Linked DNA regions of Homo sapiens: region 1 is linked to region 2. The links are chromatin loops, found by intact Hi-C in ENCODE. Cell type or tissue: heart left ventricle. All regions are shown on one strand. Each heading gives the region's core, and the rest is flanking DNA. Links, peaks and the distances in the headings are about the cores only. Region 1 has its middle 23 kb from the start of OXGR1. Region 2 overlaps LOC105370324 (a long non-coding RNA gene).

What was found. Hi-C counts contacts between places; a loop is a spot of excess contacts. Peaks named below come from ENCODE experiments on the same cell type or tissue, not always from the same donor. Only the 100,000 strongest peaks of a DNase experiment are listed, where the experiment ranks them.
Region 1: a loop joins it to region 2, with 3 times the contacts of the local background. A loop is called at or near these places in 7 of 110 quality-filtered maps.

The regions. Positions count from the first base shown.
Region 1 is chr13:97,013,948-97,021,056 of GRCh38, reverse strand. No RefSeq gene overlaps it. Among named protein-coding and RNA genes, the nearest start is that of OXGR1, 23 kb to the right of the region's middle. In heart left ventricle, for the core only: a CTCF peak has its summit at 2,849 (motif pointing left); no DNase peak of the experiment used is centred there; H3K27me3 peaks cover 764 bases.
Region 2 is chr13:97,656,139-97,663,247 of GRCh38, reverse strand. All of the region lies in intron 3 of LOC105370324 (a long non-coding RNA gene), which reads left to right. Among named protein-coding and RNA genes, the nearest start is that of RAP2A, 230 kb to the right of the region's middle. In heart left ventricle, for the core only: a CTCF peak has its summit at 3,441 (motif pointing right); no DNase peak of the experiment used is centred there; H3K27ac peaks cover 309 bases.

The DNA of each region.
Region 1 (7,109 bases), core at 1,693-4,192, 640 kb after region 2:
CAAAAGTGAGAAGTGATCGAATGTAGTGATTGTCTGGAGGTGGAAGGTAGGAGGTGGATAAAAAAGGAATGCCTGTTAGATGTCTGTCTTGGGCAAGACAAGAGATGCATATCTTTATTTAGAGAAATAATGCAGAAGAAGGAGCAAGCTGAGAAGTTGAGAGTTGGGGGAAGGGGGATGCTAGACAGGAGGTGACTTTGCCTGGGAAAGAACCAGGCAGAGCTATCCAGTGGGCTGTCATTCAGTTGCCTTTTTTTGCATTTAAAAGATACGTATTGATCAATTTCTATGTGCCAGACACACTACTAGGTGCTGAGAACACAATGCGCAGCAACATAGCCATTGTTCTTTCCCTTAGGGAATCTGATGGCAAAGGACAATAACATCTAAAAATTTTTTTCAAAAGACAAACATAGTCATTATAATAAAGAACATAAGTGAAATTACCATGTTAAATCCCAGGAGCTTTGGGTGCTCATGGGAGGTGTGCTGTAACATATTGAGTGTTCAGAAAAGGCTTTCTAGAGAAAGAAATGTGTAAATTTAAACCTAAATAACATGTAGGACCTAGGAAGAATGTGTGATGGCATAGACAGGGGACCAGAGGAGCAGAAAGGAAGCCAGACGATGGACATCTTTCAGACAGGAAAGTACTACAGCCTGGAGATGCAAAAGATTAGATGGAATTCTCTTGTAATGGGCAGAAAATTAACATCACTGGAATACAGATTGTGAGTAGGCAAGAGACAAGAGATAACATTTAATAAAGTAATTAGGGGGTCAGGAAAGGCACAAAGCGTCTTATAAACCAGACTAAGAACTTGTGCTTTACTTGAAATAGGGTCACCAACCACTCTAGTTTTCCTGGGTCTGAGAACTTTCCCAAGACACAGGATTTTCAGTGCCAAACTGAAATAGTCCTGGACTATTCAGAACAACTGGTCACCCTAGAGAGCCATTTGATGGTTTTATGTAGAGGTTTTCATGTATAATGAGGTTGTAGATTGGGGAGACCACTGTGGCTATGATATGGAGAAAGAAGGAGACTGGTGAAGATGAAATATGATGATGGCCAAGCTGGGGCAGGGGGAGGTTCAGTAGAGACAGAGAAAAACTGGGTGGGTTTGTTAAATTTTAAGAGATGTTATAATTAAACAGATGTGTAACAATTTAATGAATGAATGGGTTTAATGTGTGAGAAAGGCATGCGGGTGGTGGTGGTGCCATTTCCTAATTCCAGAGGGAGAGAAGTGGCTTTATATGATAATATGAAAAGTTCTATTTCAGACATGTTGAGTTTGTAAGGTTGTCAGATAAAATAATAGGACATCCAGCTAAATTGGAATCTCAGGCAAGGAATGAGAACATTTTTAGTTTAAGGATGTCCTGAAGAGGAATACTTATGGAATGTACACACAAAAAGAAATTCAGTTTTAAATGAGTGTTCTGGTAACCTTATGAGTTTGGGATGCCTGGAGACATCTGAATGGTAATATTCTTTAGGCATTTGGGATGTATGGGTTTGAACTCAGAAGAAAGATTTGGCTGAAAGGCCAGGGCAGTGAAATCACAGTGAATTTTTTATTTTGTTAGAGAATCATTCCACAAAGTAAGCATCACCATTTAGTTCCAAACTATTTATGACCTAGGAATTTGCATTTCTCATGGGAAATAATTTTGAACATTAGTTTAAGTGAAGGCAGCCTCTTTGCTCCTCTCCTAGTGCTGACAGTCACCCTCCAGCTGCCTTCTTATTGCCAACCAATTTGACCAAAATGTAACCCACATCCAGAGGTAAAGACCGACAGCCTGTCCTTTTGCCAAATGAGCTTTTGAAATCACAGGACCAAGTTAGAAAAGTGTATTGATTGATCTTAGAAAAGTTTTACTTAATGAACCAGAAAACAACGTCTTCTAATTTAAGCAGAATATATTCCCTGACCATTCTAGGCAACAGAATTTGCGAGTATATAAGCAAACATTCTGGAGTAGCAGGTATTTTTTAAACCTCAATTAATATATACATCTATAGGTGATGCAGTTTAACAGACATCCTAGTAATTGATCGTGGAATGGCTCAAATAATTGATGATTTTATCCAAATGTTACTGAAAGCAAATATCATGGTGATTTTTCAGAAGGCTACCCCTCTTTTAAATCTATTTTCAAAAAGTAATAGGATATTTTCGGGAATAAAGGTGTACAAACGCCACAGCCACATTTTTCTGGCTTGCCGGAAGAGCTTGCACATTCCTGCTGCCTTCAGGGTGAGCACAGGGCCCAGGGCTGTGTCTGGTTTATGCCTGCATTCTCGGAGAGTCTAGCAGAGATGCTTAGAATGCCTTTGAATCAGCCTCATTTCCATCGCTTTTGGTCCCACCTGCTAGTACAGGACCTTCAGGCTCTACAAATTCTCTCTCAATTATTTCCAGGAATTAATAGAGAGTGCTTTGCATGTGCTGAGAAACAAGTTTAGTTCACTACCACCCTGTGGCCAGGGCTGTTTCCCAGCCCCTATGGTCTCAACTCTTGGAGTCCCACCGGCTGCACCGAGTTAGAATGGATCTATGCAGATCACAGAGGAGCGCCTTCCCGTATTCCTCATCCACTGTGCTGCTGCCTCCCAGGTGTCAGAGGGACACTAGGTTGTCTGAAACTTACTGTGCTTTGTAGAAGTAAGGAAACAGATTGCTTTCCCATTTTGTGCTATTTTTTTTTTGTATTCATGCCAAAGCAACGTTGCTTGTACGCGGTGGCTTACAGAATTTTTAATAAAATAGCTCTTGTTCTCCATTATAACCTTCAGTCAACGCTGAACATTCAGCGCTAAGAGACAACAGTGACATCTGCTGGTGGAAGGAAGCACTTTCAGCCACAACTCACTTTTTTTCTGAGTTTATATGAACCTTTAGTCAACACAACACTAACCAATAAGAATGGTTCTATTGGCCACAATTACGTTATTTTAAAAGTGTTGCACTGTATATTCTTACTGATGAGCATATGTTATTTACTATTTGAGTAACGTACATATAAGATTCTAACCAAAATGAGTGAGTAGGTCAGAAAACTGCCTAGAGGACCTGACATTTCTAGGATATTTTGAAATGGAAAAATAGGAGTTTACTAGTTGCTTTTGGCATGATGTAGGACAAGATTCAAACTCCAGTTGTACAAAGGCACAAAACAGACAAATGAACAACAAACTTGTATTACAGTCAACCATGCTAGTACAGCATGGCGATTAGATACATGAACCCTAGGGTGCAGAGCTGGGTTTGAATCCCAGCTCTTCCACTTAACAGCAATAACCTTAAGCAAGTAACCACATTTCTTTGTGACTCAGTTTTCTCATCTGTAAGGTGGGAATGAAGACAATCATATCTATATTATAGGGCTGTCAAGAGGATTAAATGAACTAATATGGACAAGTGCTTAGCATGGTCTCTGGCACATAGTAAGCACTCTCTGTGTATGATTAAGTAACACATATTTAAGAATTATTATTATTTAATGATTAAGTATTATTATTTTTAGTATCCTTATATATTTAAGTATTATTACTATTACATTTAGGTAGTGTTATGAAATGTTTCATATTAATCCTGAATGATTATCTGGAGAAGGAGTGGGAGTAAAATAAGTAAAATAAAGAACACTAAAAATATCAGTTACTTCATCATAGCCAACTTGATGGCAAAATGAATCTGCCAGGCAACCCTAAAATTTATAAACTTTATTCCAAAATTAAGAAGAAAAAAAATTTAGCTTTTGGTCAAGCAAAAATTTCGGATTTAGTTCTATTTCTACTAGCCATGGAATATACTGAAAAATTCAAGAGAAAAAGTAGAAAGTCATTTTTTTGCATTAGAACAGAGTCCTTTTAGGATTCCAAATGAATGGTTTTGTTTTCGAATTTTAAAATAGCTATACCTTAAAAATATTAACTAACAGGCATTAAATTACAGATTAAACATAAGAAGATCCCAAAAGCCAGCATATGTTAAGTGGCATCACTTAAATCACATTAATCAACAATTTACCTAATAAAAGAAACCACTGCAAGTGTGTTTCTAGAAAATGACAACAATAACCATGATTTGCCCTACGGTCAGTACATATTCAGACTAGACCTCTTTGTGTGTGTGTGTGTGTGTGTTTTTTTTTTTTTTTTTTTTTTTTGAGACGGAGTCTATACCTCTTCGTGTTTTTGTGGGTTTTTTTGTTGTTTGTTTTGTTTTGTTTTGTTTTTGAGACGGAGCCTTGCTCTGTCACCCAAGCTGGAGTGCAGTGGCACGATCTCGGCTCACTGCAAGCTCCGCCTCCTGAGTTCACGCCATTCTCCTGCCTCTGCCTCCGGAGTAGCTGGGACTACAGGCGCCTGCCAACACGCCCGGCTAATTTTTTGTATTTTTTAGTAGAGACAGGGTTTCACGGTGTTAGCCAGGATGGTCTCGATCTCCTGACCTCGTGATCCGCCCGCCTCGGCCTCCCAAAGTGCTGGGACTACAGGCGTGAGCCACCCGTGCCCAGCCCTCTTTGTAGTTTTAAAAGGTAAGTTTGCACATGCCGTCAGGCCACAGTATGGCAGAGGTACACAGATTCGCAGAGAAACAGAGCAGCAACGTGTCAACACTTTTTCTGTATCAACCATATGGGGATTTTTTTTTTTTTATATTCTTAAGTTTTTATCAAACATATGCACCAGCAAAATTAGCAGAATTCTACTTCTCCATGTTGTCCAATGGAGTAATTCAGGTCAGTTTCATAATCATATTGAAAGACTAAACTCATATAAGAGGGCAGAAACAGATAAAATGTTATACATTTAAATGTTTCAGTCAGATTTGAAGTTGTTTTAAGTAAAACAACAACAACAAAAAAGGCAGCCTATCAAAAAATGCTTGCCTCATCAAAAAACTCAATACATTTTAATCTGCTCCAAGGACAGACTCGAACAACTTACTGATAAACTAAAATTAGTTCATTTGTAAACAATATGTGGATAAAAGTATTGATATTGGATGAAACAATATCAATATATTTGTAAGGAATTTCAAGGTAAAATACCAAAATGTGTTAATTTGTTGTTTGCTCCTAATTAAACTCATTTTCAAACGGGATTTTAAAAAGGGAAATAGGTATCTACAGATGGGGCCCATCTATGACCACAAAACCCACATCAAAACACTCCAGCAGTCAGTGATTCAACCATCAGAAAATCTCTCTCTTGATTTTTTCAGAATATCCAATGACTAGTAAAAATAAAATGATTTGTGAAGACTTTTTAAAAGCAAGCTAAAATATCGCGGGTGAGACGCTCAGCTACACTCAGGCTGCCAGTTTCCCTGCATATCCAGGCCAGCCCTGAAGATGCCAAAAGAGAAACAGGAGATTGATAGAAGATACAAATACAACAGATGCAGAATTAAAACAGGGAAATAACTACAAATAAACAGAAATTATAAATGTGTGTGTGTATGTGTGTGTGTGGCTATACAACTAAGTCGCGATAAACTTTAAAACCTAGGTGAAAAAGATAAATTTCTAGCAAAAACAATTTTAAAAAATTGAAGTAGAAAACACAAATGAACTAAAAACCATCTTAAAAAATTGACATTGTAATAACCAAAAAGCCCAGGCCAAAAATGTGGTACGAATGCATCCTAGCAAGCTTTTAAGAAACAGCTAATCATTTCCTTCTGCTAATAGAAGTCAGGCATTATTTTTCTGGGCAATGCAGCCATTTTGAATCTCTGCTAGAAATAACAAACAATATAAAGTAGAACTCATACTGAAAGATCACTCCAATTTTTCCTCCAGCTGGTTTTTAGATCTGAGGGTCTAACACCAGCTGGGCTTGTGTTTCCTTTACTCACACCTGGTCCATTCGAAGGGCAAGTCTTTGGCCATGCCCTACACTAGCTCCTGAGCCAACCAAAACCAAAAGATGAGTCCACAACCTTCTGCATCCACCAAGTTTTATTCAGGTACAGTTATTACTGCAGATAGACATGCTGAGAAGTTTCTTAGCAGGAGGATTTTATGGAATCCTAGTTATTTCAACAAACTTTACTTATGTATAGTACCAGCTCAGTCTAATTTTCAAAATGTACAGCAGCAAGAATCATTTTCCCACCTTGAGACTGCTGAGTCCTTGCTAATTCACAGGTGGATCAATATGGTTGATTTTCAAGTGGCTTTTAATATGAAACACACAAATCAGCTATACCTACATACAGCTGTGGCCCACAAAAGATGTGTCCTAAACTCTTGAACCAGGCAATTTTCTTATTATAGAATTGTCCTTGGACCCAATCCATCCAGATATATGAGCTAATACTGTGTTGTTACTATCTGTTAAGATGCTTTTGAAGTTATAAACACTTATTCATTCCACTATTTTTTCTATGGCCAGCTACAGATTAAACAGAGCTCAAGACTCGAGAGAGAAATGGATGAACAAGACTGTCTTAGTCTGTTCTCATGCTGCTAATGAAGACATACCCAAGACTGGGAAATTTATAAAGGAAAGAGGTTTAATGGACTCACAGTTCCATATAGCTGGGGAGGCCTCACAATCATGGCGGAAGGTGAATGAGGAGCAAAGTAACATTTTACACGGCGGTAGGCAAGAGAGGATGTGCAGGGGAACTCCCCTTTATAAAACCACCAGATCTTGTGAGACTTATTGATTATCACAAGAACAGCACAGGAAAAACCTGCCTCCATGATTCAATTGCCTCCCATTGGGTCCCTCCCACAACACATGGGGATTACTATAATTCAAGGTGAGATTTGGGTGGGGACACAGAGCTGAACCATATCAAAGACAGACAAGTTTCTTTCTGTTATAGAATTTGTATTCTAGTGAAAGAAGGCAATTAAACATATAAGAAATGACTCAATTTCTAATAATACCTAAAATGAGGGGGAAAAAAACCCAGGGTGATGGGGGTTGCTGGGAAAGCTAGATAAAGCACTGTTGGAAGACTTCTTGGAAGAGTTGACATTTGAACCAAAGCTGAATGTTAAATAGGTGTGAGTCTGGGAAGATCAGACAGGGGAATCAAAAAGCTAAAGCCCTAAATTTGAAATCAGCTTTCTGT
Region 2 (7,109 bases), core at 2,126-4,625:
AGAGATCGCACCACCGCACTACAGCCTGGGCAACAGAGTAAAACTGTATCTCAAAACAAAACAAAAACAAAAAACAGAGAAAAGTTCTTGCCCTGGAGTCACTTTCAGGGTGAACCTTGAGAGTCACTCTAGAGTGAATGTAAATGTGGTCATGGATAGAAAAGTCTGGCACATATTGCTAACACGCAAAACCCTTGTTGAGCTTAGTGTCATGTTCTCCGTAAGACTCAGCATGTTATTTGAATGCTGGGGCTATGCCCTTTACTTCTGTATTCCCAGCACCCAGTAAATTACTCAGGTAAATTTAAAAAACTTTGTTAAAGGTTAATTTAGTTGGAATTTTCTCTATTTTCTATTTTAACAAGAAAGATATAAGATTTCTCATATCTTTCTCGTTCTCAGACAATTCCAAGGGGTTTCTATGTCTTATCAATTATAACTTCCTCATATTTTTCTTTCCTGTCATCTCTTCTCCTGCCTGTAATTTTGCACTTTTTTTTTCCCACCTGAACTATGAGAATGGGCTTTTAACCTATAGCTCTGCTTCTGGGCCTCTCTCCAATCCAACCAGACTGTTGGACTTATCTTTTAAAAATACTACCTGATCATTTCATCCCTTGGTTAAAACCTTTCAAAACTGATCTTTTTCCTACAAGATAATATCCAGGGTTCTTGGAATGGAATGCAATGTTCTTCATGACCTGGCCCCAGTTTTCCCTAAACCCCATCTCCTGTAACTTGCTTAGATGAAGTTGAGGCTTCAACCTGCCAAATCAGTAAATTACCCCAATTTACTATGCTGTGATATGACTGCTTCAGAGTCAAATATTCGGCTTTCTGGAATGTTCTTCCTGGCAACTCTTCATTCTTTGAGATTCAGGATGAGTTTCTACTTCTACAAAATTTCAGATCTACCCAAGCAGTGATGAACTCATCACTTTCTTCCATGGAGAACAAATGGATTTGGAACTTTCTTCTGAGATAGCATTCATCACATGGGCTTGCAATGATTTGTTTGCATGTTTCTTTCACCAGCTAGACTGAGTGGTCCAGCTTTATTTGCTTTGGCAAACTAATTGTTTCCCGTGGGGCCTGGGACCTGTAGGTCTGAATAAGTGCTAAATGAATGAGTATAAATCTGCTGATTTACTAAAAAATAACTGGGTTAAACTGTGAAGTCTGGTTGCAATATCAACTTACTAGCTAGAATTTGCTGAGGAGTTATCATTTGTCTATCTTCACTGAAAACTCTAAGACCATTGTTTTCACCACTTTACAGAGGGGCAGACCAAGACACAGATAGACTAACTTGCTAAATAGTACAGAATTAGTGCTCATGGTGCTTGAACTCAAGTCTGACTCCAAATCTGCCTGAAGCACCCTCCACACCTTTATTGGCAGGTCAACTCCTCCTCACTCTGCAAGGCTTGGTGGCAGAGGCACCTATTCTGGAGGTGTTGCAGATGGGCAGACAAAGACACAGATAGACTAACTTGCCAAATAGTACAGAATTAGTACTCATGTGTTCTTAATCACTCCTCGCAACACTGTAAGATCTGAAGATAAAAACAATATTGGGAATAAAAGATTTAGGGCTAGAAACTATTACAAGGCAAGCATTTGTGTAATTAATTGATCTCTGAGGGCTTAATTTACAATATTAACACATTTTATTCACTCCAAAAATGAAACATGTGTTTAGAAAAGCCAATTATTAACAAAATCAAATGGAAAGGGGTGTAAGTTTTCTCCTGGAGCTTACCAAATGCACCAGTGTGGGTGCCCCTGGGAACTGGTGAAAACCGATGACTTACCATCATAAATGGAGATTGAGGTCCCCCCGCGCAGGTGGGGTTTGTCCTGCCTCAGTTGACTGAGACACAAGATGCATGGTAAAGGTTTTGGCTGTCATTTTCTATCAGGACAGTGGGCAAAAGAACTGTCAGAGTCACAACAACCCCACCTTCACCGTCGTTATCCTTGTGGTCTTCCTAACAGCCCTGTGAGGAGAGAAAGACAGGGATTCTATCTCCATTTCACAGATTAGAAAACAGAGGCCCAGAAAAGTTACATGAAGCCATCTATGCTCCATCCTCCACTATTTTGGCATTTACCATGACGTTTATCCATATGAAAGCATTTTCTTTCAAGACGGCTTCCCGGAATTTTAGCAAGAATTTGAGAGCCAAGTATAAGAGGAGCTAGTCCCTCTGCCTTAGAAGGGAAACATGCCCAATTTATTTTTGGTTTGACATTCTACTGCCGGGCGTTTCCTCTTCGCTGGTGTTGTTTGTAGTCAGGCCCCAGCTTTTAACATGCTGGTCTGGGGATGCACCTTAAGACTGACCCAGAGTAAGGACATTTTGATGCTGACATTTCCTGTCTCAATTTCCTTCCCTGCTTCCTTATGATTAATGGTCAGGCCTCCTCCCACCTGCGTTCCTGCCTTCCAGCCAGAGATGCACTATCCGACAGGAAGAGAAACTGTTTGCCTGCAGTTTTGTAACTAAAAATAACAATAAGAAAAATGTTCAATTAATCTCTTGCTTCCCCAGCCTGCCTTGCACCGGCTCTCTGGGTTGTGCTCACATGTTAGGTCGGGCAAGGTGCTGGCCAGTTGCAGAGTCTTTTTAAACTGCTAAGGAAAGCGGAGGCTGGAGGATTCCAAGCCAGGTCACAACGGGTAGCAGGCAGGACCTCAGGCCTGCTTTACTTTAAAAATGATCTCCTGTTCACTGAAAGATTACTGTGTGCCAAACACTATGCTAAGCATGCCATCTACGTGATGTCATTTAATCCTCATAGATCAACCCAATGAGATAGTTTGCATCACCTACATTTTAAAAATAATAAACAGAATCAGAGAGGTTAAGTAAGGTGCCCAAGGTACACAGCTATTAGAGACAGGATTTAAGCCCAGGGTTCTCTTGATGCATTTTCGTGAGCATCTGATTTGGTTTTTCATTTTAATAATTATAATTATTAAAATTGTAAACACTGAATTAACAAAACATTTTTAAGTCTTTAGTATTCACTGGGAAAGATGTCAAGTTCAGGGGGAAAACAGAAGTAAGAATAATTCCTGCCTTCAAGAAGTTTTCCATTAAGTGAAACAAGTCTGTTGTCTCTCACCTCTCATATTGAAGAAATATGGGAGTTGTTTGAAATAAAATCATATTTGTCCCACTCAATCTCATCATGATATAGTTGCTCTTCTATTTTGGATCCACTAGCAGACATTTGATATGTTTAGGATGAGTGTTTTTTTTCTCAACCATTAAAAAAATGTAATTCAAGTCTCAAGGCAATGATTACTCCTTTTCTATTGTGTTTTAACAAGTAGCACAGAGGGGTCAGTAGACCACTGGTAATAGACAGAACCTGTATTATACCCAACAACAAAAGGATGCCGGACCACCCCTGCTGCATGTCAGTAGGTGGCAGTCTGGCTTTGCACACACTGTGTGCCTGGGCTCAAGTGGGTTTCACAAATCCACGTGCCGTGGAAATACCCATCACCAACCTTTTCAGAGCTTTCTGGCCCTAAAAGCAATGCATTATCCAAACCTGAAGACATAAATGTTGTGATTGAGGCATTTCGAGAAACTCTTATTAGCTTGTCTTTGTTGAACTTTGGGAAGAATCTTATGGGGACTCAGATCCATAGCTGCTGTGTTTTACCATCAACTCCCCCTTGTCCGTGGATGTCGTGCCTGCTTAGCACTCTCTCAGGTCTCACCCACCTGCGCCAGGTCCCTGAAATGGGCTGCCACTGCTCACCTGAATGGCTGCCTTCTTGTATAGCTAACTCAGAGAATTCAAATAGCTATGCCTTCCTCCAGGAATTCTCAATCTCCCAAGATATCATCAGTTGTGATGAAATGATTGCAGGACTTTAATATAACCCTGTCAGTGAAGACACCAACAATATGATATTTGTGATAATAATGGCTGACAAATTTACCTCTGAATTATCTATAAAAAAAACTTGTTTGCCAAGAAAACAACCCCTAAAGATGAGATTATGGGAATCCTGTTGACTTAAAGGGAGCCAAAAATCATATATTCAATCATACATTGCATGAATTATACCATTGTCTAGATGAAGTGGTATCAAAGTACATTCCATTCGTAGAATCAAGTTCTGAAGAAACTCTGGAAATTTTGAGTTAGCGGTAATCTTGAGTCACTCCATTTACTAGAAAGAAGAAGGCAGCCTTTCTTCAGACATTTAAATCATATTATGGACTTTACACTTATAGTAGTCCAGTTTCTTTAAATTAATAGATTGACTAAATTAGTTTTACTCTATTTGGAGATCTAAGTAATTTGGCTAGTTTGACTAAATGAGTTTTACTCTGTTTTTGAGCTTCATATAGAAGCAAGAAATTGACATAATTATCTAATGACTTTCCTCATCACAAGATATTGGGTCAATTTCCTCTTTTTCTTTTTCAGGAAATACCTATTGGTGAGTGCCAAATAAAGCTCCTTAGGAAGCATCAGGAGCTCTTTAAATAAGCTGCTGGAAGCCACTTTTCATTTCTTTGCTGACAGAGCTGAGTGCCTATATCCTGGAGTTAAACTTGGGCCAGAAGGACTTTGTCCCATCTGCTGGTGTGACAGAAAGGGTCCCAGGAGGGCATCTGCCCTGAAGTCCCTCCTCCATGATGCCAGGCATCTGAAATTCCACTTTTAGAGATGACCCCGATAGACTCTCAGTCTTTAAAGATTCACTCATACTAATGCAAATATTTCTGCAGGCCATAAATTAAAGCCTTGGATCAGTTACCACTCACTTTCCCACTGAGAAAGCCACCCAGGAGCTCTGTCAAGAATGTGCCCAGGCAGACACTTTCAGAGGGGAGGCATGTGTGGGGGTCCTGGGGTGGAGGAAGGGCACTGAGAGCAGAGATGACAGTAACCAGACTCCATCCATGACCCCCACGGCCCTCTAGGACCTGGGCCTGCCCACCTGTCCAACCTCAGCTCCCACCATTCACATCTTGGCTTCTTGGCCTTTCTCTTTGTGGACACACCATCCTCTTCCCTGCCTTAGGGCATCTATGGTGGCTACTTCTGGAATATTCTTCTCCAAGACCTTCTCATGACTGGTTCACCTTATTATTAATGTCTCCAATAGCTCCAATATTTCTGTCTCTGAGAGGCCCGCATTAATCACCAGCCTCAAGTCATCCTTCTTCCGTGTCTACCCCGATCACTCTCTATTATGCTCTCCTGGATTGCTTTATTCCTAGTGCTTCCATGTTGAAATTATCTTCTTTATTCGGTTGACTACTTGGCTATTTACTGTGTTTCCTTACTGACCTTTGTTTTATTATGTGTCTTTTGTTAAAAGATTATGTTTTGCCTAATGCTGGACCCTTTTATCCACATCCTCTTGGAATTACCTACCATTGATGTGTTAGTCTGTTCTCACATTGCTATAGATAAATACCTGAGGCTGGGTAATTTATTTAGAAAAGAGGTTTAATTGGCTCATGATTCTGCAGACCGTGCAGGAAGCATAGTGGCTTCTTCTTCTGAGAAGGTGATATGGTTTTTCTGTGTCCCCACCCAAATCTCATCTTGAATTGTAATCCCCATAATTCCCATGTGTCATGGGAGGGAGCCGATGGGAAGTAATTTAATCATGGGGGTGGCTACCCTCATGCTGTTCTCATGATAATGAGTGAGTTCTCACAAGATCTGATGGTTTCATAAGGGGCTTTTACCCCTTTTGCTCTGCACATCTTCTTGCTGCTGTCATTTGAAGAAGGATGTGTTTGCTTCCCCTTCTGCCATGATTGTAAGTTTCCTGAGGCCTCCCCAGTCATGTGGAACTGTGAGTCAATTAAGCCTCTTTCCTTATTAAATTACCCAGTCTCGGGTACGTCTTTATGAGCAGCATGAGAACTGACTAATACAGGAGGCCTCAGGAAACTTACAATAATGGTGGAAGGCAAAGGGGATGCAGGCACATCTCACATGGCCAGAGCAGGAGGAAAAGAGAGAGGGAGAAGGTGCCACCCACTGTTAAACAACCAGACCTTATGAGAACTCTCTCACTATCACTAGAGTAGCACTGAGGGGATGTTGCTAAACCATTCACGAGAACTCCCACCTGTGATCCAATACCTCCCACCAGACCCCACCTCCAACATTAGGGATTACAATTCGACATGAGATTTGGGCAGGGACACAGACCCAAACCATGTCAATTGATTAGATACTCAATATTTTTTATAGTATGAATAAATGAAGTAAAGAATCAAATATAAACTTATTACTTCAAGGCATGAGCTTGTCTGTTGGAATCAGTAACATGAGGCCATCAAGAACAGGGAAGGAGCTGAGATTTTATTTTACCTGCAAGCTAATGAGCTAGTCTGCCACAATTTCAGATATACTGCAAGAAGATAGGAGATTCCTGTCATAGCAAGAGCCAGAGCATCAGGAGTTGCTGCAGTTTAGGCTCTAAGCCTGAATTTCCATAGGAAAACATAGAGAGGGCAACTTGAGTGGGTACATTATAGGAGAAGAACTCTGAGCTTAGGAAACCCAAACAGTTTATAACAGGAAGTAAGCCCGCCTGACTCCTTTCCTGGAGGGAGACATTATCTTTAATTATACTGGACAGTAGACAAACCTGCTCTTTGCCCCAGAGGAAGACACAATCTCTATATTCAAGCATATTCTTTTTAAGGGTGTTTGATTGTATAAAAACATCTTTGAAAAGACAGTCCACTCTGTTGGCAAGATATACAGAAATGTGAGAGACCCATGGAGAAGTGCCTCCTAACAAAGCCCGTCTTCCTGGTCTATCTTTAATCATTCCTTTATCCCATCTCTCCTTCCTACCCCAAGAAAAGCTCAAACAATGTTTGTTTAATGGAACACTTACTGCATCCTACCTCACATTTCTTTCTTTAGGGAGATAACTTGTCAATAAATGGACTCATTCTTACTGGAATGGCTGTGTGAGTAGCCCTGTTTCTAGAACTGTGGAGCTTTTCTTCCCAAACCAGGATACCTGTTTGTTAGTAGGTTCCTGGTGGAGTGCCATAGGGAAAAAAACCCCTGGGGTTAAAAACGGAACATCTCCCTGG